5 separate regions of the Mus musculus genome follow, and regions 2, 3, 4 and 5 are each linked to region 1. A link is a loop called in an ENCODE intact Hi-C map of the cell type or tissue named here. Cell type or tissue: left cerebral cortex. All regions are shown on one strand.

Region 1 (5,000 bases):
AAACACAACAAGGGCTGGAGAGAGCACTGACTGCTCTTGTGAAGGTCCTGAGTTCAAATCCCAGCAACCACATGGTGGCTCACAACCATCTGTAATGAGATCTGATGCCCTCTTCTAGTGCATCTGAAGACAACTACAGTGTACTTAGATATAATAATAAATAAGTCTTTAAAAAAAGAAAAAAAAAAAAAAAGCTGGGCAGTGGTGGCGCATGCCTTTAATCCCAGCACTTGGGAGGCAGAGGCAGGCAGATTTCTGAATTCAAGGCCAGCCTGATCTACTGAGTGAGTTCCAGGACAGCCAGGCTACACAGAGAAACCCTGTCTCAAAAAACCAAAATAAATAAATAAATAAAAGCAAAAACAAAAACAAGCAAACAAAACTTTTCAATCACTTTTAAGCTAGGATAGTGAGCCATGTCTAAATTTCAATCGTGGGAATGTTCTAGTTTGAGAACTACAGAAAAACCCTGCAGTCCCTCCAAAACAAAAACAAAAGCAAATATAGACACACACAAAGCCTCCTATATTTCAGAATATAGTTTAACACAACCAGGGGTTCACGGCTATACTCACAGCACTTAAGAGACTGAAGGAAGTTTGTTGCTTCAACTTTGAGTTCAGTCTGGGCTACAACGTGACCTTGAAAACAGCCAGGGATACAGACAAGACTCTGTCTCAGAAAATAAACAAATAAGCAATAGATAGGTGGCTAAATAGATAGATAGACAGACAGGCAAACAAACAAACAAATGAATAAATGAATAAATGCTTACAGATAATTCAGTGGGTAGGGGTGCTTGCCCCCAAGCCTAATGATCTGAAACTGATCTCAGATCCCACTTGATTGGCAGGGATGGACAGACAGGATGACACAACATGGACAGGATGACCTCTGGCCTCCCCATGCTCTACAGCATGTGCACAAACACACACATCCAACAAACAACAAATAAATAAGGGTGATAAAACTTTTAAAAAATATAAATTCACTTAAAAATTTCCTGTCCTGGGCCCTGGCAGTGGTGGTGCATGGCAGCACTGTGTAGGCAGAGGGGAGGGGGACTGACTGAGGAGCTGGTGAGATGGTTCAAGAATTAAGAGCACTGGCTTCCAGGGGTGCCTGTAACCACATGATGGCTCACAACTATCTATAAAGGGATCTGATGCTCTCTTCTGGCCTGCAGGTGTACATGCAGACTGAGCATTCACACATAAAAAAATGATGATGATGATGATAATGATAGAATAAATGAAAATTTCATTCCCTTTAATACGGAATTGATGGCTTTTTGACATTGCCTAATAGCCTATGAACTCCTGCCTATTCTCATGTTTTACCTGTTTTTAAGTTCACTTTGTGAGCACGCATCTGTGTTCTGCAGACCTTTTAAACGTTTAACAAGGAAAACAAGGAAAGAAATAAAGAAAGAATCAAAGAAAGAAAGATGTTCTACCTACCCTCACCAGATTTACTCTCAGAAGGAACTACCCAAACGAGACTTCCCACAGAACATTACAAATAAAATTCACAGTAAAGTGTATTGGCTCGGGGCGCGGTGGGGTGGGGGTTGGGGGAGGTGGTGGAAGAAACCCCGAAGATGTGTGGTCACCTGTGAGCAAAACAGTTTCTTTCGTGACATTAAATGTCATTTCTAAGCCGGGCGTGGTGGCGCACGCACTCGGGAGGCAGATTTCTGAGTTCGAGGCCAGCCTGGTCTACAAAGTGAGTTCCAGGACAGCCAGGGCTACACAGAGAAACCCTGTCTCGGAAAAAAAAAAAAAAAAAGTCATTTCTATCCTTGACCGCAATCTCTGGATCGCTCCCGCTCCCCCCAACCCCCGTGTCCCGACCTCAGGCTGCCCTCGGGGATGCTCTTGCTTCGAGGACCTTGTGCCCTAGGCCTTCGCAGGGCGGGCGCGCGTCCTTTCTGCTTACAGATAGCAAGATGCGGGGCCATGTATACTGAACCCCACAGCGGAGGGGAGGCCTTTGAGTGGTCTTCTACTTTTCCTCTCTCTTTACCAATTCTCTCCGCGACGGCCATTAAAAGCAGAGATCTCACCCAGGCAAACAACCCTCGCCTCCCCTCAGAGCGTCAAGTAACGCTTCGCTACTCTCCCGGACCAAGAACGCCACCATGGAAGCCTCTTCCCCTTTGCTCCCGCTCAGCCTCGCTGTCCCACAACGCCTCATTTCCCTCCGCAATACTGGGTTATTTTTTGTTGTTGTTGTTCTGAAGATTAGCGATTCTGAAGAGCAGGGGCTAAGGTCCGCTGTGGCTCCGAAGAGAAAATTTCTCCTCAGCCAACAGGTACCGAGAGTCACCACAACTAACACTTTCCTCTGCAGTCGCATAAAAGACAACTACCTTCTGGGGCGACGAGGACCTAAAGGTGAAGCGCAGCTAACGCTGTCGCAGCCATTCCGCACATCCCTTCCACCTCGAGCAACTTTTCCCGCCACCAGGAGAAGGCGCGAGGACACGGACAAATTCCGCCCCCAAGCGGCGTGCGCTCAGGTGCTGCGCGTGCGCAGTTGGAAGTTGCTTCTGCGTCTGCGCAGCCGGAGTAGCCCGCCATCTTAAGAACGAAAGCCTAGTGAAACTACAAGTTCCATAATCCTCGCTGACATCTTTAGTTCCGCGCCCCCCCCCCCATAATATCCTGCGAAGCGCCCTAGGCACTTCATTCTTATCTCTGCCTCAAATCGCTTTCTCTTTCCTGTTTTCGTGCTATCACTCCCTACCTTTTAGTTGTCGTCACCCTCTTAAATTTTGAAACCATCTTGAGCTCCCCCCTTGCCTCTACAGTGCTCTTTCCTGACAAATAGTCTGTGGACTGGGAAACTCCGCCAGCCATCAGTCTGAGGATTCTGCATAGAATCAGTGCTTCCCATTGGCCGAAACAGGAGCCCAAACAGGTCGATACCCTTTCCCGCCCACATTCGCGGTGTGTCTAGCTGCAGGGATAATGCTGTAAAATCCGCAACGCTAGCGGGTGGCGCTGAGGGACCGATACGCAGGCGCTGCACTATGGCAGCGGCGTCCGAGGCCTGACGTAGGTGTAGGGAGGAGAGGAAGGCGTAGTTCTCTAGATGTTTGTCCCTGGTGGAAGGAGGAGGGCCGCTTGAACAACTGGGCCATTTCAGGGGAAGAGGAGTTTGGACAATCTCGATGTTTTAGTACTTGTTTGTTTTCAATTCAGAAAATATATTAAATAATATATTGCATTTTATTGATAACAGTTCTTGAGACAATGGTCTCGATTCCTTAGCCTACTTTATCATCCTCTCCTCAGGTTCTCCTAAGTCCTAATTCTAATGAGATAGGCTGGGGGCGGGGGGAAGGGGTGGGGAAAAGACCAGCGATCGCTCATGAATAATTCATGAGCCCGCCTCTTTCGCTGGGAATGCACGCCCCTTGGAAACGTGCTGACGCACGCTGCGTGTAATGAACCTAAGGAAACGACGTCACACTCCCCGCCCCTAGAGCGGAGGGGGCGGAACATCATCTCCAGCACGTGTTGCCCCTTCAACCCGCGCAAGTCCAAAAGGACTGTGCGCAGGCGCTCTCCAGGAGGGGCGGGGATGGGGGAGGAAGGAGGCGGGGCAGGGAGGTTGTTGGGTTTAGAGCCGGGCGGAGACGGCGGAGCCTCATTCCTCAGGAACAAGGGTCGGGTGTCAAGGAGACCTTTTCACACCAGCTCCCGTTCCCCGCCTACGGTGGGTGGGATCGCACGGCAGAGACAAAGGATATCAGTAGGGCTTGGACTTAGCAGCGAAGGGAAGTCGGGTGTCCGTGTGGGGCGGTGGGCGTCTCGGGCTGGGGGAGGGTGAGGTAATTAGGGAGGGGGGCTGTATTTAAACTCTCGGAGCCGTTAAGTTGGTTCGCACTCCCGATGCGCGCGCAGCCTGGGTGGTGGCGGAGCGCGCATGCGTGGGTCCTGGGCGAGCGGGACGCGCGCCCGTCGTGCGCGCTCGCGGCAGAGTGGTAGTGGCGGAGAAAAGGGAGTCGGCGCACGCGCAGTTGGTTCCTCGGCTTGTCCGGGTCTCGCGGGCATCTTGTTTTGGTCTCGCGGGCGAGTGGAGCGCGCTTGGTGTGTCGCGGGAGGGAGGTGGAGGCGCGAGGCAGAGCTGCGCGCGCACTCGGGGAAGGAGGGAGTGAGGTGGTCTTAGGAAGGGTTACAGGGGGCTTCCCCTTGCTCTCTTCTCAGTACCCTCGCTTGAGAAGGGGAAATTAAACAGGGAGAGGAGATGATCGAGATGGCGGCGGAGAAGGAGCCCTTTCTGGTGCCGGCCCCGCCGCCGCCGCTCAAAGATGAGTCGGGCGGAGGGGGCGGCCCCGAGGTGCAATCGCACCAAGAGGCTGCCTCCGGGGAGCTCCGTGATGGGACAGAACACGGGCCGGGCCCTCGCGCGCACTCGGCCGGGGCCGCAGCCAGCGGAGGGGGCGGCCCCCAGGCACAGGCGCACGGGGAGCCCCACGGGCGAGCCGCCGCTCCTGCGGACGTGGGGGAGGAGCGCCGGGGAGGGGGCGGGACGGACCTGGGTCCCCCAGCCCCTCCTCGACCTCGCAATGGCTACCAGCCCCACCGACCCCCTGGGGGTGGTGGGGGCAAAAGAAGAAATAGCTGTAACGTGGGGGGAGGGAGCGGTGGAAGCTTCAAACATCCGGCCTTCAAGAGGCGCCGGCGAGTGAATTCAGACTGCGACTCTGTGTTACCATCCAATTTCCTTCTGGGGGGTAACATATTTGATCCACTGAACCTGAATAGCCTCCTGGATGAGGAAGTGAGTCGCGCACTCAATGCGGAGACCCCAAAGTCATCCCCACTTCCGGCCAAGGGGCGAGACCCTGTGGAGATCCTCATCCCCAAAGATATTACTGACCCGCTCAGTCTCAACACTTGCACTGACGAGGCCCATGTAGTGCTTGCCTCACCACTCAAGATTGGTCGCAAGCGCCATAGACACCGGGGACCGCACCACCAGCAGCAGCA
Region 2 (5,000 bases), 380 kb before region 1:
AAAGAGAAGGACACACAGGTGGAGAAACGGAGCCAGGGAGACAGACAGACATCCTGTGAGATAGCTCTGCTGGTGCTTGCTATCAAGCAAGCCAACCTTAGTTCAATCCCAGGGACCTAGACAGTATGTTGGTTGGGAACACGCAAAAGAAACTTATTTTAAATAAAATCATTTCATTTTTAGACTCCATTTAATCATAAGGAGAAGCTAAATTCAAGATCCCAGGCTCTGGGGGAGCTGAGGACTTCCCAATAGCTGAACGGCTTCTGTTGTAAATAGTTGCCTGAGTCCAGACATCTTTTTTTTTTTTTCCCCAAGACAAGGGTTTCTCCGTGTAGCCCTGGCTGTCCTGGAACTCACTTTGTAGACCAGGCTGGCCTCAAACTCAGAAATCCACCTGCCTCTGCCTCCCGAGTGCTGGGATTAAAAGCGTGTGCCACCACTGCCCAGCTGAGTCCAGACATCTTAGGAACAACTTGTACAGTTGTCTGAGTCCCGCCATCTTAGGGACAGCTGGTAAGAGAACAGCTGTTTGAGTTCAGACACCTCAAGGACAACTTCTCCATCTTGCTGGCAAGATCAACTAAGCTCGTGTTCTCAAGCCCAGAAAACTACTCCTAATCTGATTGGTCAAAGTTCCCTTGCTCAACCCCTTATGTCAAAATATGATTGGACAGTGCTACAGCTCACCCCACTCCCCTCCACTTTGTGGTGTCAGCCTTTAACTGCTAGGCAAGTTCAGGAGTCTGTTCTACAGCCCTGACTGATCAGTACTGGCTTGATTACAATACCTTTTTGTCATCTGCATTGACCTAGTGCTTGAGTTATGGTGGATCTATATTGGATTTAGCAGATTCTACAACAAGTAGAAGATACCTGATCTCCACACATGTGCAGTGATGTGGGCAAATACACACACACACACACACACACACGTGAATAAATAAACTTAAAAAGACCAAAGTTTTTGGGCTTTACCAGCACTTCATCCAGGAGTTCGTAGACAAGCGCCACATTGCGTGAGATGGTTCCCTCATTGAGTGAGCCACAGTAGTCACCCAAGAGAGTGGCTAGCCTAAGGAAACACAGCAAATTATGTGTGAATAAACCTCACACGCCCTCCTTCTTAAGTGCCTGTCCCAACTCTACTCACCGGGAAAGCAGCTCCAGAAGGCTGAAAGGAGAGACGTTTTCTAAGGTTGTGGCCACCAAATAGAGCCCACTGTGTCTGATGTGAATAAAATGACGATCACCGTGATACTGAGGCAGAGTTGAGGACAGAGGCCATTAAGAAAAGACCAGAATTGTAGTAAGGAAACCTGCAAGATGGCACCCTGAGGTCTACTAGTGATGGGCGATGCCCCAGATCTAAGACCTGGCCGCCTAACGTGGAAAGGTAGTATCTACCTCTCAAAGTTGTTGATAGTCAAAAAATAGGGTGCATGGCTCTGTAACTGGCTTCTTGTTAGTACTCAAAACATTTATAAACAAATCCTCCCCACACACACACCCCCGCCCCCAAGCTTCCTACCAAGCTGCCCTTGACAGGGAGGAGGCACTCACCCACCTCCACAGTTCTAAGGCCCTGCACACCAACCACAGTAGTTACCATGACAACCGGGGACTCGCCTCCAGGCAGTCCCGTCAGCTTCCGGTAGAAGAGCTCTGCCACATCACGACCACCACTGTCCCCGCGGACTAGCCAGGTGGAAAGATAGTTAAGGAACAGGCGACACAGACTGATCTGGATTCGATTTCTACCCAGCTACCCTACCCCGTCTCCCGGGTCAAAGGATACAGTCTTTATAGATGAGCGGATCCCCCTTGGAAGACAGAATGAAGAACTGGGAAATCATGGCGGTTCTGGAGGATAGACGAGAACACGGTGAAAGTTGAACCCACCCCGCCTTGTGGACGCGGAACAAAAGGCCGCACGGAGGCTGGCGCTTTAAGAAACACTCCTCCCACACACACACTCGCGAGCATTAATTTCGAACCGCGGGAAACAGGGTGTCCAACCCGCCAGGATCTGGCAATCTTTCAACGGCCCGCCCTCAAGCCCCTTGTCATTCAATCTAGACTCGTCCATTGATTGGTTAAAGTTAGGGGCTGGCAGCAGTTGGGAACCCCCTATCTGATTGGCGGGTTCTCAGCCGCACGGGTCACATGGGTGACGACGTTTCGCGCCAATTTCGGTTGGCCGGCTACGTCCCGCCGCGCGTTCGTTTTCTGCTTCCCCAGAGAGAGATTTTTGAGCCCTTCAAGTCCTGCCACACCGTCCCCGGCAGCGATGGCGCTTAAGGACTACGCGATCGAAAAAGGTGAAGATCTATAGGGCTGGGGGCGGCGTCCTCGGAGGGAAACTTCTACCTGCACCTGTTGAGGGGTGCTGGAGTCTTGGGGTCGGGCGGGGGAGGGGGAGTGAGCCGGGATCTGTGACTCCGAGGACAGGCGAACTGCGCCTGCAATAAGCAGTGGGCGTCAAGGATGGAGGAAGCAATCCTCCTTGGAAAAGGTGATGTGTTTGTGTTATGGAGAGAACCCAGTGGAGTCCACAAAGGAGGGGCGCGCTCGGTAGAGACCGGGTGACTTGGTTCAATGCATTCAATACGTGACCCAAGGGACTAGGTTACTGGGCCAGCCTCTGCTGCTCGGGGCGCTAGCGAATTCCCGCGTCCACTGGAGACTGGCCGAAGTCCAGAGGCGGGGCTTGCCAGACCGCTACGCGCCGCGATTGGTTGTTTTCGGCCGCCCTCCAAGCGGAAGTAGAGGCGGGCGGAAGTGGCGCTACCCGATCTTGGGACTGTCGTGTGTAAACAGTGTCCTTCCGCGCGGTGGCCTCGGAGATAGCTGCAGTAGGTAGGGGCGTGCCTAGAATTGGGAGGCTAAGCGCCCGGTGGCGAAAGGTGGCAGTGTGGTGGACCCGAATGGCCCTTTGGCGTTCTGGCCAATCCCCGCTCGGCCACCCGTCTCGGGCGGAGGAATCCTGGGCTGTGAGGCGGCTGGAATCTGGGCCCATGTGCTTCTTTGTTTACTAAGAGCGGAAGCAGTGGCGGGAGCCGGGCATGAGTGCAGAGGAGGCCTAGTGGCGGACGTCCTGGCGGGAGCCTAAGAAAAAGAGTTGTACTGGTAGAGCGAGAGCCGAGGACCTTAAGTCGATTGGGAGCGAGCTGAGAGAATTGAAGAAACTGAGATTCCTAATTAAGACAGAGTGTGGAATTCTCTTGGGAAGGTTGGGTAAGACTCTTGTAGCTGCCCGAAGACCTATATTCTTCTCTGTGTAAAAACGGACTTGTGAAAAGGAACACTGCCTACTTTGGGGAGAACTTGGTCGATTTGTTTTCAATGTTCATTTAACTAACTAGTTCATAGGTTTCGTCTTAAGTGAAAGTGGGTTTCTTAGGTTTCTGTTAAGAGTTTGAAATAAAGAATCTAAAAGGAAAGTTGATTGTTTATTTTATTTATTTTTACATTATTTTGTTACATTATTGTGTGTGTGAGATCGCACGGGCATATCATAGTGCTGGACACCCGCAGGACTCTGTTCTCTTCCAACCTGTGGGTGGGCCCTAGGGATTGAACTCTAGTCCTTGGCAGCAGTGGTCTTTACACCTCACTGCAAAGACTTGGTTTTTATTTTATATTTGTAGAAAAAGTTAAGAAGTTCCTCCAAGAGTTTTATTACGAGAATGAGCTTGGAAAGAAGCAGTTCAAGTATGGGACCCAGTTGGTAAGTCTCAGGATTGGTTCTGGGGAGTGGCGTGGCGTGTTAAGAACTTGTATAAGGTTATCTCAAGTCTGGCTATCAGTGAATGACTTGATTCTGATTGTTTTTATACAAAGTTGGGTTTTTGTTTTGTTTTTAGCTTAAGGGTTTTCTTAGATGTTTTAGTCGTGTTTATTCCTATGTGTTTGTGCTCACAGGGGCATGCCATAGCATGTGTAGAGGTCAAAAGGACAATTTGTGGAAGTCTGTTCTCCCACCATGTGTGTTCTAGAGAGCAAATTCAGATCATCTGGCTAGATGGCTATGTCTAACCTGCTGAGCCACCTCATCCATTCCTAGCTCTTAGTTTTTAGGGGTAGTCTTTGTGTGGCTCAGACCACCATCAAGAACACGCTGTGTAGCTACATAGCTGAGGTTGGCTTTGAGCTCCTCACTCTGTTGCCTTCTGAATCCTAAGTGCTGGGATTATAGACATCTACCACCATGATGTACTGCATTCTGTTCTTTCCCCAGTGGTAGGATAGTGACTTTAGAAGAGCTTTTGTGGGTGAGGTGAACTTGACCCTAAAGTGTTAGCATCTCTTCTTTACCTCAGGTTCATCTGGCTCATCGGGAACAAGTGGCACTGTATGTGGACCTGGATGACATAGCTGAAGATGACCCTGAGTTGGTCGACTCAATTTGCGAGAATGCCAAGCGCTACTCAAGACTGTTTGGTGATGTTGTGCAAGAGCTTTTGCCTGAGTACAAGGAGAAGGAGGTAGGTGGCTGGTTTGTTTCTGAGCTCGTCTGCCTCGTGCCCTGTTTTCTTTCTCTGTCCTGCCTCTCGCCTTTTCTTTCTTTTAGGTGGTGAATAAGGATGTCTTAGATGTTTACATTGAACACCGGCTGATGATGGAGCAGCGAAGCAGAGACCCTGGGGCAGTCCGGAACCCCCAAAACCAGTATCCTTCTGAACTCATGCGAAGATTGTGAGTATCTCTGTGGGAAAGGGCGGGGACTTGCTCTCCGGGGACTTGCTGACAAATGTTTCTCTTTTAGTGAGTTGTATTTCCGAGGCCCAAGTAGCAGCAAGCCTCGAGTGATCCGGGAAGTACGAGCTGACTCTGTGGGGAAATTGTTAACTGTGCGTGGCATTGTCACTCGTGTGTCTGAAGTCAAGCCCAGGATGGTGGTGGCCACATACACTTGTGATCAGTGTGGGGCAGAGACCTACCAGCCAGTACGTATACAATTCTATGATGGTGATTTGATACCTCGGGTCGTTTTGACT
Region 3 (5,000 bases), 330 kb before region 1:
GTGTGTGTGTGTGTGTGTGTGTGTGTGTGTGTGTAGGGGAGGGGAGGAGGTATATATGCCATAGTATGTACAGAGGTTAGAGGTCAGAGCTTTCAGTTCTCTCCCTCCACCATGTGGGTTCCAGAATCAAACTCAGGCCAGCATGCCTGGGGACAGCCTGTTTATGGGCTGACCGGTCTTTTGTAGCCCTGCAGTTACATTTTATTTTATTTTATTTTTTTATCTATAAGAGTACACTGTAGGACTGGTGAGATGGCTCAGCAGGTAAGAATACTGACTGATCTTCCAAAGGTCATCCCAGCAACCACATGGTGGCTCACAACTATCTGTAATGGGATCTGATGCCCTCTTCTGGAGTGTCTGAAGACAGCTACAGTGTACTTACATATAATTATAAATAAATCTTTAAAAAAAAAAAAGAGTACACTGTATTTGTCTTGAGACACACCAGAAGAGGGCATCAGATCCCATTACAGATGGTTGTGAGCCACCATGTTGTTGCTGGAATTGAACTCAGGATCTCAGGAAGAGCAGTCAGTGCTCTTAACCACTGAGCCATCTCTCCAGCACCCCCTAGATATATATATATATATATATATATTTTAACAGAAGAGTGGATGGGAAAACAAGGTCTCACTGCATAGCCTGGAAGGCATAAGAGACTGGCCTACCTCTCCTCCTGAGTGATGGGATTAAAGCTGTGTCACCAAGCCCAACATACAGTTATTTAGTCTGACAAAGATATATATCGCTGAAAAAAAAATTTCATAGAAAAATTCAATCAAAATATGTGATACAAACAAAAATGCTTAAAAAGTTTTGAACATTTGGTATTTCCCAGTTGATTCCTTAGAATATCTTCTGACTAACTGACCACCTGCCACTTGACCACTGGGTGTACCCTGCCTTCCTGCAGCTTTCTACTTAGTGGGAGATGAGAAGCAAAGAAAGGTGAGTTTCGTCCTCTCACTCTTGGAGTATATTTAGTAAGAGCATGCATAAGTGAGATTTTTATGCTTGCAATGGGACAGCTGGCTGCCATCCCAGCATTCTGAGACAGGTCAAAGCCGGAACCTGAGCTGCATGGTGAGATGCACAGCAGTGCCCTCTCTCTAAAACAAACAAAAGAAAATGAAAAAAGAAAAAGGAGGTGGGGAGAAGAACAGGGTGGAAGATAGGCTAAGAAGTAGGAAAAAAAGAAAAACTTCCACATGACTGACATGTTGTCTTTTGCTTTGTTTTTGTTTTGGCAAGATTTAAGAAAAAAATCTGGCCAGGTGTGGTGGCGCACGCCTTTAATCCCAGCACTTGGGAGGCAGAGGCAGGCGGATTTCTGAGTTTGAGGCCAGCCTGGTCTATAGAGTGAGTTCCAGGACAGCCCGGGCTACACAGAGAAACCCTGTCTCAAAAAAACAAACAAACAAACAAACAAAACAAAACAAAACAAAAAACAAAAACAAAAAAAAAAACAAACAAAACAAAACCAAAAAAAAAACCAAAAAACCAAAAAGAAGAAAAGAAAAAATCTGGTACTAAAGTATCTTGGCATCTTGCTCCCTGCACACAAAGAAAGCCAATGTTTCACATTTGGTAATGCTGAGCTTGCCATGTGAAGATGCCCTCCAGGTCTTGGTTTCTGAAAATTCCTTAAATAGTCATAAAATCAAAAAGTATGTGGGTAGAAAAACAGGCCTAATTTAACACTTTCATAGAAAAAAAAAAAAAACTTTAAAAAGGCTACCTAAAGCAGGGTGTGGTATGTACACCTTAATCCCAGCACATGGAAGGTAGAGGCAGGAGGATCTCTGAGTTAGAAGCCAGCATAGTCAACAGAGTTCCAGGACAGACAGGGCAACACAAAGAAACCCTGTTTTGAAAAATAACAAAAAAGCAAAACCAAAGCTATCTAAAGGTTGTTTTGTTTTGTTTTTAAAGATTCATGTATTATTTTATGTCTAAGAGTACACTGTTGCTGTTTTCAGACACACCAGAAGAGGGCATAAGATCACATTACAAATGGCCATGAGCCACCAAGTGGTTGCTGGGATTTGAACTCAGGACCTCTGGAAGAGCAGCCAGTAGTGCTCTTAACCACTGAGCCATCTCTCCAGCCCCTATCTAAAGGTTTAACTCAACTGACAAGATGGCTCAGTGGGTAACAAATGCAACCGACCTGCTGCCTGTTTTGAGACTGGTGTCCATGTAATGGAAGGGAAGCAGTCAACTATGCCAACTATCCTTTGACTCACACACACACACACACACACAGAGTAAAAAAATAAAAACCTAACTCTCGAAGTCTAGCAGCAGGCTTTTGGTCACTTCCCAATTTTTCCCTCCTTTATGCGAATTCTACAGTTTATAAGTCCCCCCCCCACACACACACACTCCCTTAATCAGCCTCAAATTCATTCTGTGCAAGACGAAGTGTAAACAAATCAAACTATCACAGATTGCATCAAATGAACAGCAATTATTACCTTGTAGTAGATAATGCCCTTAAGACACTCTGCACTTGGAAACTCCAAGCTGAAGTCGTGGTGGTGCATACCTGTAATTACAGCACTGAAGAGAACAGAGACAGGAGGATCACCAATTATACACCAGTGTAGGCCATACAGTAAGACCCCGTCTCAAACCGAGCAAACTAATTTTCAAAAAGCTTCCAGGCAGGCCAATAATTCTGAAGAGCATAACTACTGGGCAGATCTAGTAGCTCAGAGTGAGCCAAATTCTGCATCATTTCAATAGCCCTGAACCAATACTCAGTCTCTCTTCAGAAGCCTTCCACCACTTGAAAAACAATTTTCCTGTATTGATTTTGTTGTTGTTGTTCACAATTCTTTAAGTGTCCCCTTTCAACAGATTTCCAACTATGTCAGCCACCAAATAAATCAATCACCTTTCTATCCTATACGCGTTTTACAAACGATCGTCTAAAAATCTTTCCAGACTTGAGCAAATCCTTGTCCAGTGCGCACAAAGCCCACCGGGACCAATTCCCCGCCTGGACTGGACAAGACTCAAGACTGAGGAGATTCGGGTTTTCAGAGGTTTCTACACTTGGGCTTATTCTTAACAATTAGTTCTGAGTTTAGATCTCAGGGCTCTTGCTGGGGAAGAAAGAGGGCAGTTTCCGTCAGGTAACAGACAATAACGGAGAGACTAGAAATGCGATTCCGGAAGCAAAAGAATCAGGGTTTTGTTCCAGGGAGCCCTCGGGGGTGGAAAAGCCTTTCCTTAGAGCGGGCGCCGACGACGGCTGGGCGGGGCGCTCCTCCTCAATCTCCCAGAACCACCATGGAGGAACTCCCCGAACCAGAACCACAGTCGCTAAACCCGTCCCACCCTCTCGAAATCTTTTGGCCAACGCTCCCCGACCGCTAGGCTAACCTGGGACTCGCAGGCTCACCGTGACTCAGAACCGCTTTGGAGTCTGGAATCCTCACAGCGGCTGAACGACAGCACCACCGGAAGCGCGTCAGAGCCCCGCCCCTCTGGAGGGGGAGCAGCCGCCCCTCTAGGAATCCGAGCGTTGTCGGTATCCTGTTTCACCGGAGGCTGCGACTGTCCTGGTTGTGATCTGTTTCTCCCCCTATTTCTTTTTTTATTCTCATTCTCTCTTCCTACCCCCTCCCTTTTCTTTCTTTCGTTCATTCTTTTTTTGAGGGTGGGTGGTTTTTGGAGGGTTATGCGGCCCTGGCTGCCCTGAAACTCACTCAATAGACCAGGCTGGCCTCGAACTCAGGGATTTACTTGCCTCTGCCTCTCGAGTGCTGGGATTAAAAGCATGAGCCACCACTGCCTTGTTTTTGAGACAAACATGTCATTAGCCCTAGCTAGCCTGGAACTCTATGTATACCAGGCTGACCTCGAACTCTATAAACGATCCACTTGCCTCTAGATCAGTGAGTGAGTAAAGAGCTCATGCGTGAGGACCTACATTTGGATTTCCAGCACCACATAAAAAGACTATGGTACATCACATGCCTGTAATCCGAGTGCTGGGAGGACCCCTGCAGTCTGTTGTCTGGGCAGCCTAGCTCCAGATCAGTGACACCTTGTCTCAAAAACAAGGTAGAGAAGCAATTGAAGAAGACAGCTAACATTAACCTCTGGCCTTCACATGTTTGCAAACACACTGTGTACATGAGCACTGTAACAGTTAGGGTTCTCTAGAGTCACAGAACTAAGGGAATGTCTGTCTATACTGAGTGAATTTATTGTGATAACTTACAGTCTGTACCCCAGCAATGGTCCAAGAATCTAGTAGTTGCTCAGTCCCACGAAGCTAGGTGTTCCAGCTGGTCGTCTGTAGAAGTAGATTCCAACAGATGTGCTGGCAAGTAAGTGCAAGCAGCCGAAGAAGAGGGACTCTTCCTTCTTCCAATGTCCTTAAGCAAATCTCTAGCAGAAGGTGTGGCCCAGATTAAGTGTGTACCACCATGCCTGGCTCTTAGAACTCAGAGATCTCTTTGCCTTAGTTTCCTGGGCCTAAGTTTTTCTTTTTTGTTGTTCTTGTTTTGTTTTGTTTTTGTTTGTTTGTTTGTTTTTTGTTTTTTCAAGACAGAGTTTTTCTGTGTATCCCTGGCTGTCCTGGAACTCACTCTGTAGACCAGGCTGGCCTCGAACTAAGAAATCCACCTGCCTCTGCCTCCCAAGTGCTGGGATTAAAGGCATGAGCCACCATGCCCGGCATGGACCTAAGTTTCTCATGGCCACTATGCCTCAAGATCTCCATGCCAAGATCCAGGTCAGAATCTTCTTCCAGCCTCAAGATCTGGATCACAGGTGGATTGTAGTTCATTCCAGATAGAGTCAAGTTGACAACCAGGAATAGCCATTACAATCAAAAACACAGAGAACAATCTGCCTGAGTTCTTGTTTATGTATGAAGAAAGCAGTGTCTTGGCAGATCAGATCCAGTGTGTACTAGAGTGTAAATTGATAGCAAAGCTGAGACAAGATTTTGATTCTCTATTTGTGTATGCTTGTTCTAC
Region 4 (5,000 bases), 370 kb before region 1:
CAAAAACGCTGACAGGAAGCTGTAAAAACACAGACGGAGACAAGAGAACAGCTCTTACTAAAAGCAAATGCACTTGAACTTACACACATGCCAGGCTGGCTTTGAACTCACAATCCTGCCTCAATCTCCTGAGTGCTAAGATTGGTTACAAGTGTTGTCACCACACTTGGCTCATGCTTTCTCTAGGTTTTACACACATTACATATGGAAACACCACTGAAGAGATGAAGTCACACAACTGATGGGTGTAAACAGCAGGGTAGAGATTCAACTCAAGCTTTCTCTAATACACATAATGTCGGTAAATTAGAGCAAAGGCATAGTGGCAGATGATCAAGAAAAAGGGGACATTGGGTCAACAACACTCACATCTGTGTGCTTGGTCATAGGGTTCAACTTCAGAAAGAGCGGACTCTCAATTATCTCACACACCTAGAAGATAAGGCAAAGCCCAGGAAGAGTCAGTATCTCCTCTTCCCCTAACCTTCTGTTCATTTCCCCAACATGCACATATTTGAGCTTCTATACCTGCTTATGGACGTGGATGTCTGAGGGGTCAGGTGGCCCCCCTGTGGTATACCAACCCAGAAACTCCAGCTCCTTGAAAACCTGTTTAACTGGAGAAGAAGGGGCCAGAGTAAATATTCCTTTAAACCTCTCTTCCTTAGTTTGATGGGCCTGGTGTGTTCTTTCCGGTTCTCCCCTCCCTCCTCATATTTTGGGTCAGTTTAAAATAACTACACCTAACTAACCTTGAACTTCTGACCTCTTGCCTCTATCTCCTGGGTTATATGGTACTGAGGATTGAACTCTGGTCTTCCCGAATGTTAGGAAATGCACTTTACCCCACTGCCCTACATCCTCAGGCCTTTTATTCTTTAAGACAAACAAAACAAAACAAAAATCTTCCCACTTTTCCTTCCCCACCCACTTCTATTCCCCTCTCACACTGCTCCTCCTTGGTGTAATAATATTCTTTGTCAATGATAATCTTCTCTTCCACGGTGTGGGACAGCAGCTCAAAGGAGTTCATCACTTCGATATTTCGCCCCTCCTGCTTCCCGATCAGAGCCCCAATCACTAAGGGGAGAGAAACAGAAGCGCAAGGAAACTAGGTGAGGAACAGGCGTCTCGGAAAACCTTTCCCGAGTCGGCGTGAATCAACGACTGGGGAAACAATAATTTGGAAGAAAGGGCGCAGGGGAGTGACTGGAGGAAATCTCCAAGAGATTTTGAGATTTACACACAACACTCACCCTGCATAGGCCGCCCCTCCTGGGAGCGCATGCGGATCCAATGGTCTGAGATGTTAAGGATGACAAGGGGATGAAGAGCGACGGAAACACTCCCAGTCACTCCGGAGGCCATCACGCTGGGGACTGTTAAAGGTGAAAGGAAAACATAGCGGCTGAGAGCTCGGGCCCACACATTTTCCCCTAGACATGGAAGCAGGGGACCAGCAGAGCCCGGCCGTCCATCGCTGCCCTCAAGTTATCCTGGGACAGGTTTAAGAAGTACTCAAGACCACTTCTCAAGGGCAACTCCAGAAGTCGGTCTGCGCACCCCGTTACCTGCTGCATCCACTTCCATGCCGCTGCTGCCTCCGCTCCCATTCGCCCCCGCCGCAGCTGCCGCCGCCATTTTCCCCGCGCCCGCCAGCCACGGCCCGCCCCTTTCCTTCTCGGCTTCCGTCGGGGAGCGGTGCATGCTCAGTGTATACTTGGTGCTGCTAATGGGCGGGGCAGCTGCCAGTACTTAGTAGCTCAGGGTGCTCTGCGTGTTGTGCTGCTGCTAGCGGTTCTCATGTAAACCAGCCTGGCCATGAGTTCTGTAGTGTGTATCTGAAGATGGCTTTGAACTTTGATCCTCTTGCCTTTACCTCCCAAGGAGGGCTATTAGTTTCCAGGTCTCAAGTGGATACACTGTCAATACTAAACACAGAGAAAATTGCGATCAAAAGGAGGAAAGGCTGTAAAAGGGAATGGGGAAGACAATTTATTCAGGATATAAAATTTTTCATGTTGCATATAATCTATAGAGACTTGATCACTTGTTTGTTGAGATAGGGTCTTACAATGTTGGCCAGCTGGTGGGAACTTGCTATTCGTCTAGGCAGACTTCTAGGAGATCCGCCTTCCTCTCCTTCCTGAATGCTGAGATTAAAGGTGTGTACCATACCCAGCATGCCTAGCTTTTAAAACGATGTACTGAGGATCTAAACTCAGGTCCTAACACTTCATCCCCTGAGCCATCTCCCCAGTAGTAATTACTCTTGAATTGTTCAGCTTCTTCAGTTTCAAGACAACCTCTTTACACAACTTAGCAACTGCTATTGGGAGGGCTTGTGGCCCACGCCTTTAATCACAGCCTTTAATCGAGGCGGGCAGACCTCATGAGTTCAAGGCCAGCCTGGACTACAAAGTGAGTTCCATCACAGCCAAAGCTACACAAACAAACCCTGTCGCACAAACAAAAAAAAAAAGGTGGGGGGAGGGGAAGAGTTGCCTTGGTCATGGTGTCTCTTTACAGCAATAGAACAGTGATTAAGACAATTACTTGTAACAAAAAAGAAAACCAAAAAAAAAAAAAAAAAAAAAAGACAATTACTTGCCCAGCATGGTGGCACACGCCTTTAATCCCAGCACTTGGGAGGCAGAGGCAGGCGGATTTCTGAGTTCGAGGCCAGCCTGGTCTACAGAGTGAGTTCCAAAATAAAAAAAATAAAAATAAAAATAAAAATAAAAGAAAACGTTTCCTACTTGGACAATAACTAAGGCTAAGCGACCTGCTTAAATAGCCAAGAAAGAGTATTTGGTCCACAATCATTCATTTGGGGCCAATAACAGCCATTTTTTTAAATTTTTATTTTGGTTTTTCGAGACAGGGTTTCTCTGTATAGCCCTGGCTGTCCTGGAACTCACTTTGTAGACCAGGCTGGCCTTGAACTCAGAAATCTGCCAAGTGCTGGGATTAAAGGTGTGCGCCACCACCGCCCGGGCTACTTTTTATTTTTATTTATTTATTTTTTTTACTAATCACAGTCACTGAAGTATGTGCTTTGGACCAATCATGGCTTTGCACTGATTCGCAGTAGTCCTTCCACTAGGGAAAGGGCTCCCTTCCTGTCACGCTGGAAATGCTTTCAGGTTCATCTACATTTCATAGGGGTCTATGACAGCAAAATATCTGGTAACAACTATGTCAAATACACTGGAAAATCAGCTTCAATCTTTACACAGCTGTCTCAAGACTTCTGTTGTGTGTCCCAGATTGCTGGTGCTAGTCTAAGGGTCATCTAGCTAACTTATGAGACTGACAGTCCTTTTCCTCAGGGCAGCCTGGACAGTGAGAGAGATGGGTACAATAGATGATAATTAGATAGTTAAGTTGCCCTATTCCCAATGTCTTTGGTTAGTTACATGAAAATAAACCTTGGGAGTTTTTATACTATAAACCTAAAGAGATTTCCATTAGAGGAAAAACTGAAGGAAGGGAAGGTCATCATTAGTGCTAACAGCAATTTAACAATATTCTTAAAACACTCAACCCCTGTCTAGAGCTCAAGGAAAGCTGGGTTCCCTTCATCTGTCTTGGAATGATTTTTTTTTTTTTTTGCAGATTTTAATAATGTATTAAAAAGTCAGGCAGTGGTGGAACACACCTGTAGTCCTAATACTCCGGAGGCAGAGGCAGGCAGATCTCTGGAGTTTGAGGCCAGCCTGGTCTACAAACCAAATGCCAGAACAGCCAGGGCTACACAGAGAAACCCTGTGTACTGGCTGATTTTATGTGTCAACTTGACTCAGGCTGGGGTTATCACAGAGAAAGAGCTTCAGTTGGGGAAGTACCTCCATGAGATCCAGCTGTGGGATATTTTCTCAATTAGTGATCAAGGGGGAAAGGCCCCTTGTGGGTGGGACCATCTCTGGGCTGGAAGTCTTGGGTTCTATAAGAGAGCAGGCTGAGCAAGCCAGGAGAAGCAAGCCAGTAAAGAACATCCCTCCATGGCCTCTGCATCGGCTCCTGCTTCCTGACCTGCTTGAGTTCCAGTCCTGACCTCCTTTGGTGATGAACAGCAATGTGGAAGTGTAAGCTGAATAAACCCTTTCCTCCCCAACTTACTTCTTGGTCATGATGTTTGTGCAGGAATAGAAACCCTGACTAAGACACCCTGCCTCGAAAAACAAAACAAGCTGGGTGTGGTGGGGCACACCTTTAATCCCAGCACTTGGGAGGCAGAGGCAGGAGGATTTCTGAGTTCGAGGCCAGCCTAGTCTACAGAGTGAGTTCCAGGACAGCCAGGGCTACACAGAGAAACCCTGTCTCGAAAAACAAACAAACAAACAAACAAACAAACAAACAAAACGAATGAAAGAAAGAAAAACAAAACAATAATAGTGTATAGAAGAACACCTTTGTTTTTTACTCTATTTTGAGTGTGTAAGTGTGTGTGTATGTGTGTGTATAATGTGCATACCCCAGCATAGGTCAGAGGACAGCTAGAGTTTCAGAATGATACCCTGTTTAATTAATTAATTGACTAAGTAAAAGAGTCTATTGGAACATGTTAGGCTTGGGCTTAGGACTAGTCAGGCTATACTGACTTGCAGAGCCTCTTTCTTCATCCTCACAGCTTCTGCAAAAAATAAAAAATAAACTCTGACCAGTCTGCAATCCTCACTTCCCCTAAGGCGGTGCACCAAACCCCAGCAATCGGCGGTTACAGGCGGCACATCTCATATGATAGACACGCATTAGCTAAAGAAACAAACTTTTCCTCTTTCCCTTGGAGCTAGAGTCATAGGTGGTTGTGAGTGTACAGACATGGGTACTGGGAAATGAACTCCAGTCCTGGAATAAGAGTGCGTGCCTCTATCGTGTACTATTGACTAGTCATTCATGACATGGAATGGGGTTACCTACCTCTCTAAAACCTGTAAGATGCAATAGTACTCCTTACTCCTGTTAGTCTCCCGGCCTGAAATCTCTTCACAACTTCC
Region 5 (5,000 bases), 90 kb before region 1:
TGTAGAAGAATGCGAATTGATCCATTCTTTTTTTTTTTTTTTTTTAAATTTTTTTTTAAGATTTATTTATTCATTATATGTAAGTACACTGTAGCTGTCTTCAGACACTCCAGAAGAGGGCGTCAGATCTTGTTACAGATGGTTGTGAGCCACCATGTGGTTGCTGGGATTTGAACTCCGGACCTTTGGAAGAGCAGTCGGGTGCTCTTACCCACTGAGCCATCTCACCAGCCCGAGTTGATCCATTCTTATCTCCTTGTACAAAGCTCAAGTCTAAGTGGATCAAAGACCTCCACATAAACCAGACACACTGAAACTTATAGAGGAGAAAGTGGGGAAAATCCTCGAAGATATGGGCACAGGGGAAATTTTCCTAAACAGAACAGCAATGGCCTGTGCTGTAAGATCAAGAATTGACAAATGAGACCTCATGAAATTGCAAAACTTCTGTAGGGCAAAAGACACTGTCAATAAGACAAAAAGACCACCAACAGATTGGGAAAGAATTTGTATCAATCCTAAATCTGATAGGGGACTAATATCCAATATATACAAAGAGCTCAAGAAGCTGGACTCCAGAAATTCAAATAACCCCATTAAAAATGGGGTACAGAGCTAAACAAAGAATTCTCAACCAAGAAATACCGAAGGGCTGAGAAGCACCTGAATTAAGCATCCTTAATCATCAGGGAAATGCAAATCAAAACAACCCTGAGATTCCACCTCACACCAGTCAGAATGGCTAAGATCAAAAATTCAGGTAACAGCAGATGCTGGCAAGGATGTGGAGAAAGAGGAACACTTCTCCATTGCTGGGGGGATTGCAAGCTTGTACAACCACTCTGGAAATCAGTCTGGTGGTTCCTCAGAAAACTGGACATAGTACTACCGGTAGATCCAGCAATACCTCTCCTGGGCATATACCCAGAAGATGTTCCAACTGGTAATAAGGACACATGCTCCACTATGTTCATAGCAACCTTATTCATAATAGCTAGAAGCTAGAAAGAACCCAGATGTCCCTCAACAGAGGAATGGATACAGAAAATGTGGTACATTTACACAATGGAGTACTACTCAGCTACTAAAAACAATGAATTTATGAAATTCTTGGGCAAATGGATGTATCTGGAGGATGTCATCCTGAGTTAGGTAACCCAATCACAAAGAAAATTAATTGATATGCACTCACTGATAAGTGGATATTATCCCAGAAACCTAGAATACCCAAGATACAACTTCCAAAACACAAGAAAATCAAGAAGGAAGACCAACTCGTGGATACTTCATTCCTCCCTAGAATGGGAAATAAAGTATCCATGGAAGGAGTTGCAGAGACAAAGTTTAGAGCTAAGACGAAAGGATGGACCATCCAGAGACTGCCCTACCCAGGGGTCCATCCCATAATCAGCCACCAAATGCAGACACTATTGCATACGCCAGCAAGATTTTGCTGAAAGGACCCTGATATAGCTGACTCATGTGAGGCTTTGCCAGTGCCTGGCAAATACAGAAGTGGGTGCTCACAGTCATCTAGTAGATGGAACACAGGGCCCCCAATGGAGGAGCTAGAGAAAGTACCCAAGAGCTGAAGGGGTCTGCAACCCTATAGGTGGAACAACAATATGATCTAATCAGTAACCCCAGATCTCGTGTCTCTAGCTACATATGTAGCAGAAGGTGGCCTAGTCAGCCATCATTGGGAAGAGAGGACCCTTGGTCTAGCAAACTTTATATGCCTCAGTACAGCAGAATACCAGGGCCAAGAAGTGGGAGTGGGTGAGTAGGGGAGCAGGCCGGCGGGTGGAGGAAGGGTATAGGGGACTTTTGGGATAGCATTTGAAATGTAAATGAAGAAAATTTCCAATTTAAAAAAAAAAGAAAAAAATTAATTAGTTGAGAGTTTCATTCCTTGTATTTTGATCATATTCATTCTTTCCTTGAGGAATCCCATGCCCAGTTTTATAGTTATTTAGCTTTTTCTCCCCAATTTTGAAAGCTGCTGAGTTCAATTTTGTTATCTGTTTACTCCTGAGTGTATAGAGACCCACTTTCATATGGTCTTCATACCAGGGGTCATATCACTAAAGAAAAATAGCTCTCTCTCTCCCAACAGCTTTCAATATGTTGGGTTTTGGGTTTGTTTTGTTTTGATTTTTTTGTTTTTGAGACCAATTTTTACTATGTAGTACATTCTTCCCTGAAACGGATATATAGACCAGGCTAGCTTCAAACTGATAGAGATCCATTAGACTCTTCTCTGTCTCTGCCACCCAAAAAGCTTGAATTAAAGACATAGATTACCATACCCATCTTGGGCTTTTTTTTTTAATACACTTAATTATTTATATTGTAGGAGGCAGGGCGCACATGCACTACTGACTAAACCATACTATGTTCTAACATTGCATTCTGACAACCTGCATGATCCCAGGGTGTGCAGAAGCTCCTAGTGTCCACACCAAAAGCTCAGAATGCTCATTTCCAGGGAGTGCCCCTCCCCTGGGAAAGCAGTATGATGGCAGGGCATAGTCACTGGTATTGGGAAAGCAGGATGACACTCCAGGAAACTGATGACAGCATCCTGAACAGAATCACACCCCACAGCAGGGTCTCCACAGGGATTCAGCTGAATCCAAGACATGAAACAACAGAGCTCATCACCCGAGATTAAGGAGCCAGCAGGTGGCACCAGTGGAACAGGGCACAAGGGGCCCTGTAAAACCCACCAGAGGCTGTTGTGTAAAAATGCTTGGGTCCAACACATTACATATGGCAGTCTTGTCAGTTCCAGCCCCTTCTCAGGTGAGTTAGCAGTTGAGTCACCATTTACCCAGAAACCCCAGAGAGTAAGCGAAAGGCAGAAGAAATCTGGAGGTGAGAACTCATGGCCAGGACATCCTTGCAGACCTCCCTGCAGCTAAGAATGTGGTTCATGTGGTGGAGTTCGTACTTTCTGACATGCAAAGAACCAAAGGTTTTATGTCCAACAATAGATAAAGGGACACAATGGTTCGCACCTGTAATCCCAGCTCATGGGAGGACCATGCTGGAGGATCTGTAGTAGTTCATGGTCATCCTTGGCTACATAACAAGTTCAAGGACCAGCCAGGGATACTTGAGATGATTTTAAGCACACATACACACAATCACACACAGACACAAGCAAACAAACAGAAGGCTCATTCTGACAAGTTTTAGATCCCTAATCCATGTCCTGATTGACCTTCCAACAGGAGCCAACTTATCCCAAAGTTTCTGAGCCTCCCTGTCTCCAAGGGTACTATGGATACAGAAGTCTGTCTGGGTGTAGCTGGCAGTGAGTCCATGACAATTTGTGTCTGGCTCAGGTCAAGGGATCTTAGTAACACAGGCTCTGTGAGGAAGGCAGACAAGCAGACATGAGAGAGGGAAAGCTGCATAGCCAGTTGCAGGGAATCATGAACAAGACAATCAATGCCAGGAAAGCTAAGGAAATGGGAAGATGCCTCTGCACATGTCACTCAGGGAGATTGATGCCACTTCCTCTTGTACAATCATGTCTTCAGGAAGCCTATGGCACCTTGTCATGGGTAAAAACAAGATGACCTTCTTACAGAACCAGCACTGAGGCCACCACAGCCTTGACCATGCCCACCTCTGAATTCTCCATTCCAATCACAGTCTATCTGTGTCCTCTGTCAGAATTGTCCCAGGCAATAAGTCATGAGTGACAAATTGATGTTCTGAAATTTTCCTACTTACATGTTCCAAAGAAGGTTCTAGAATGACCACATCTGGAGAGCATCATCTCTAGAGCATCATGGAAGGTGACACCTAGCCTGGCCTTTGAGGTAAGGCTGCATTTTGTCTCGAAGTCTTCCTGAGGCCTCTGTGCTGAACCTAAGCCTACAAGGACTTAGTTAAACTGGAGTCCCCTCAGACCTGCCATTTGATGCTGCATATCCTAAGCCAGGGCTTGCTCTGTAGGTGGCAGGGCAGAAAGGCTCTTACAAAACAGGATAATCTATAGAATCACTGTCTAGGTGACAGGGACTGTCACCTAGGAAGGTGTGAAGCCTGGTGACACTGTGAACAGGAACTGGGGAACAAGCAAGGGCAGGAAAAACCCACCAGGCCTTGCTATACCTTGGGGACTCTGGGGAGTTACTGAAGATCAGGAAAGAGACAAAGAACTGGGACCCAGTTCTAGACTTGGGGACTTTGGGAGCATCCTCTTGGCCCCATCTTGATCAGTATCTTTTAGCTGATCATGGGGCTCAGCTGGTCAAGGATATGGGTCAGCTTTTTTCTCCCTGAAGGGTATGTGCTGTCCAGACAGCCTCTTCCCTGGGTTGCAAGTGAGCCTGAGACACACAGAAAAGCGGGAAGATAGTTGGAGACTAGAGTGAAAGGAAGAAGAGACAGAGAAAAAAAAGGAAGAGAGGGAGAAGTGGACAGCATCACATTTATGAAGGACTGAGCAAGATAGGAGGGCAAGGTAACCAGAGGAGATCCCAGTGTGCCTAGATCAAGGATGTATCTCCCAGTCAAAGAAAGGAGGCTGGACTCAAGGCCTGGCCATGTTGTCAGTGACCACAAGAGCAGGTCTTACACAGCATGGGAAAAGAAGCCAGATTGATAAATGAAGTTGATAGTGTCATGGAAGTGGAGATAGGAGGTCCTGACCTCACGGAGTCTTTCATAGGAGAAAAATCAGGGTAATGTGGGCAAGTGTCTCCTGATTCATGAGCAGCAGCAGGGACCCTCCACAAAGTTTAGTCTGCCAGTCTCATTTCATGGATGGACTCTGCCCATGGCTTGGATCCTGCTTCTTCTGCTACCAGCAGCATGTCTGCAAACTGGTGAGTGGTGGAGGCCTCAGTAACAGAGATCTGAGTACAGGAGAAGAAAGTGGGGCTTGAGAAGAGTAGACTGTTATGTGGATGACCCTTAGAGGAGCCAGCCTGTCCTCTCTGACCTAAGAGAGTTCATCCCTTAGAGAGATCCCATTCCAACTC

Evidence for each region. Peaks named below come from ENCODE experiments on the same cell type or tissue, not always from the same donor. Only the 100,000 strongest peaks of a DNase experiment are listed, where the experiment ranks them.
Region 2: a loop joins it to region 1, with 4 times the contacts of the local background. A loop is called at or near these places in 9 of 42 quality-filtered maps.
Region 3: it touches region 1 in a loop (2.5-fold over the local background); 4 of 42 quality-filtered maps call a loop at or near these places.
Region 4: a loop joins it to region 1, with 9 times the contacts of the local background. A loop is called at or near these places in 14 of 42 quality-filtered maps.
Region 5: it touches region 1 in a loop (12-fold over the local background); 25 of 42 quality-filtered maps call a loop at or near these places.

The regions. Positions count from the first base shown.
Region 1 is chr5:137,785,317-137,790,316 of GRCm38, reverse strand. Mepce (methylphosphate capping enzyme) reads left to right here and starts at 3,616. Exons shown (of 4, transcript NM_144913.3): 1 at 3,616-5,000. The coding sequence starts at 4,255. It overlaps Zcwpw1 (zinc finger, CW type with PWWP domain 1), which reads right to left and starts at 2,515. Exons shown (of 17, transcript NM_001005426.2): 1 at 2,372-2,515. In left cerebral cortex, CTCF peaks have their summits at 2,492 and 3,182; DNase peaks (open chromatin) are centred at 3,486, 4,000, 4,682, 4,899 and 4 more places; H3K4me3 peaks cover 2,919 bases; H3K27ac peaks cover 2,317 bases.
Region 2 is chr5:138,169,047-138,174,046 of GRCm38, reverse strand. Mcm7 (minichromosome maintenance complex component 7) reads left to right here and starts at 2,164. Exons shown (of 15, transcript NM_008568.3): 1 at 2,164-2,321; 2 at 3,651-3,730; 3 at 4,323-4,487; 4 at 4,574-4,698; 5 at 4,769-4,949. The coding sequence starts at 2,291. Ap4m1 (adaptor-related protein complex AP-4, mu 1) reads right to left here and starts at 2,026. Exons shown (of 15, transcript NM_021392.4): 1 at 1,799-2,026; 2 at 1,610-1,698; 3 at 1,154-1,260; 4 at 979-1,075. The coding sequence starts at 1,856. In left cerebral cortex, CTCF peaks have their summits at 1,909 and 2,923; DNase peaks (open chromatin) are centred at 1,656, 2,077 and 2,844; H3K4me3 peaks cover 2,658 bases; H3K27ac peaks cover 2,074 bases.
Region 3 is chr5:138,115,401-138,120,400 of GRCm38, reverse strand. Zscan21 (zinc finger and SCAN domain containing 21) reads right to left here and starts at 3,496. Exons shown (of 5, transcript NM_011757.3): 1 at 3,394-3,496; 2 at 2,481-2,565. In left cerebral cortex, CTCF peaks have their summits at 1,998 (motif pointing right) and 3,401; DNase peaks (open chromatin) are centred at 2,680 and 3,427; H3K4me3 peaks cover 1,829 bases; H3K27ac peaks cover 1,578 bases.
Region 4 is chr5:138,157,754-138,162,753 of GRCm38, reverse strand. It overlaps Cops6 (COP9 signalosome subunit 6), which reads right to left and starts at 1,652. Exons shown (of 10, transcript NM_012002.3): 1 at 1,572-1,652; 2 at 1,257-1,379; 3 at 949-1,080; 4 at 529-617; 5 at 370-432; 6 at 1-19. The coding sequence starts at 1,641. In left cerebral cortex, no CTCF peak of the experiment used is centred here; DNase peaks (open chromatin) are centred at 1,293, 1,696 and 2,149; H3K4me3 peaks cover 1,623 bases; H3K27ac peaks cover 1,138 bases.
Region 5 is chr5:137,875,727-137,880,726 of GRCm38, reverse strand. No RefSeq gene overlaps it. Among named protein-coding and RNA genes, the nearest start is that of Pilrb2, 6.5 kb to the right of the region's middle. In left cerebral cortex, a CTCF peak has its summit at 2,680 (motif pointing right); a DNase peak (open chromatin) is centred at 2,685.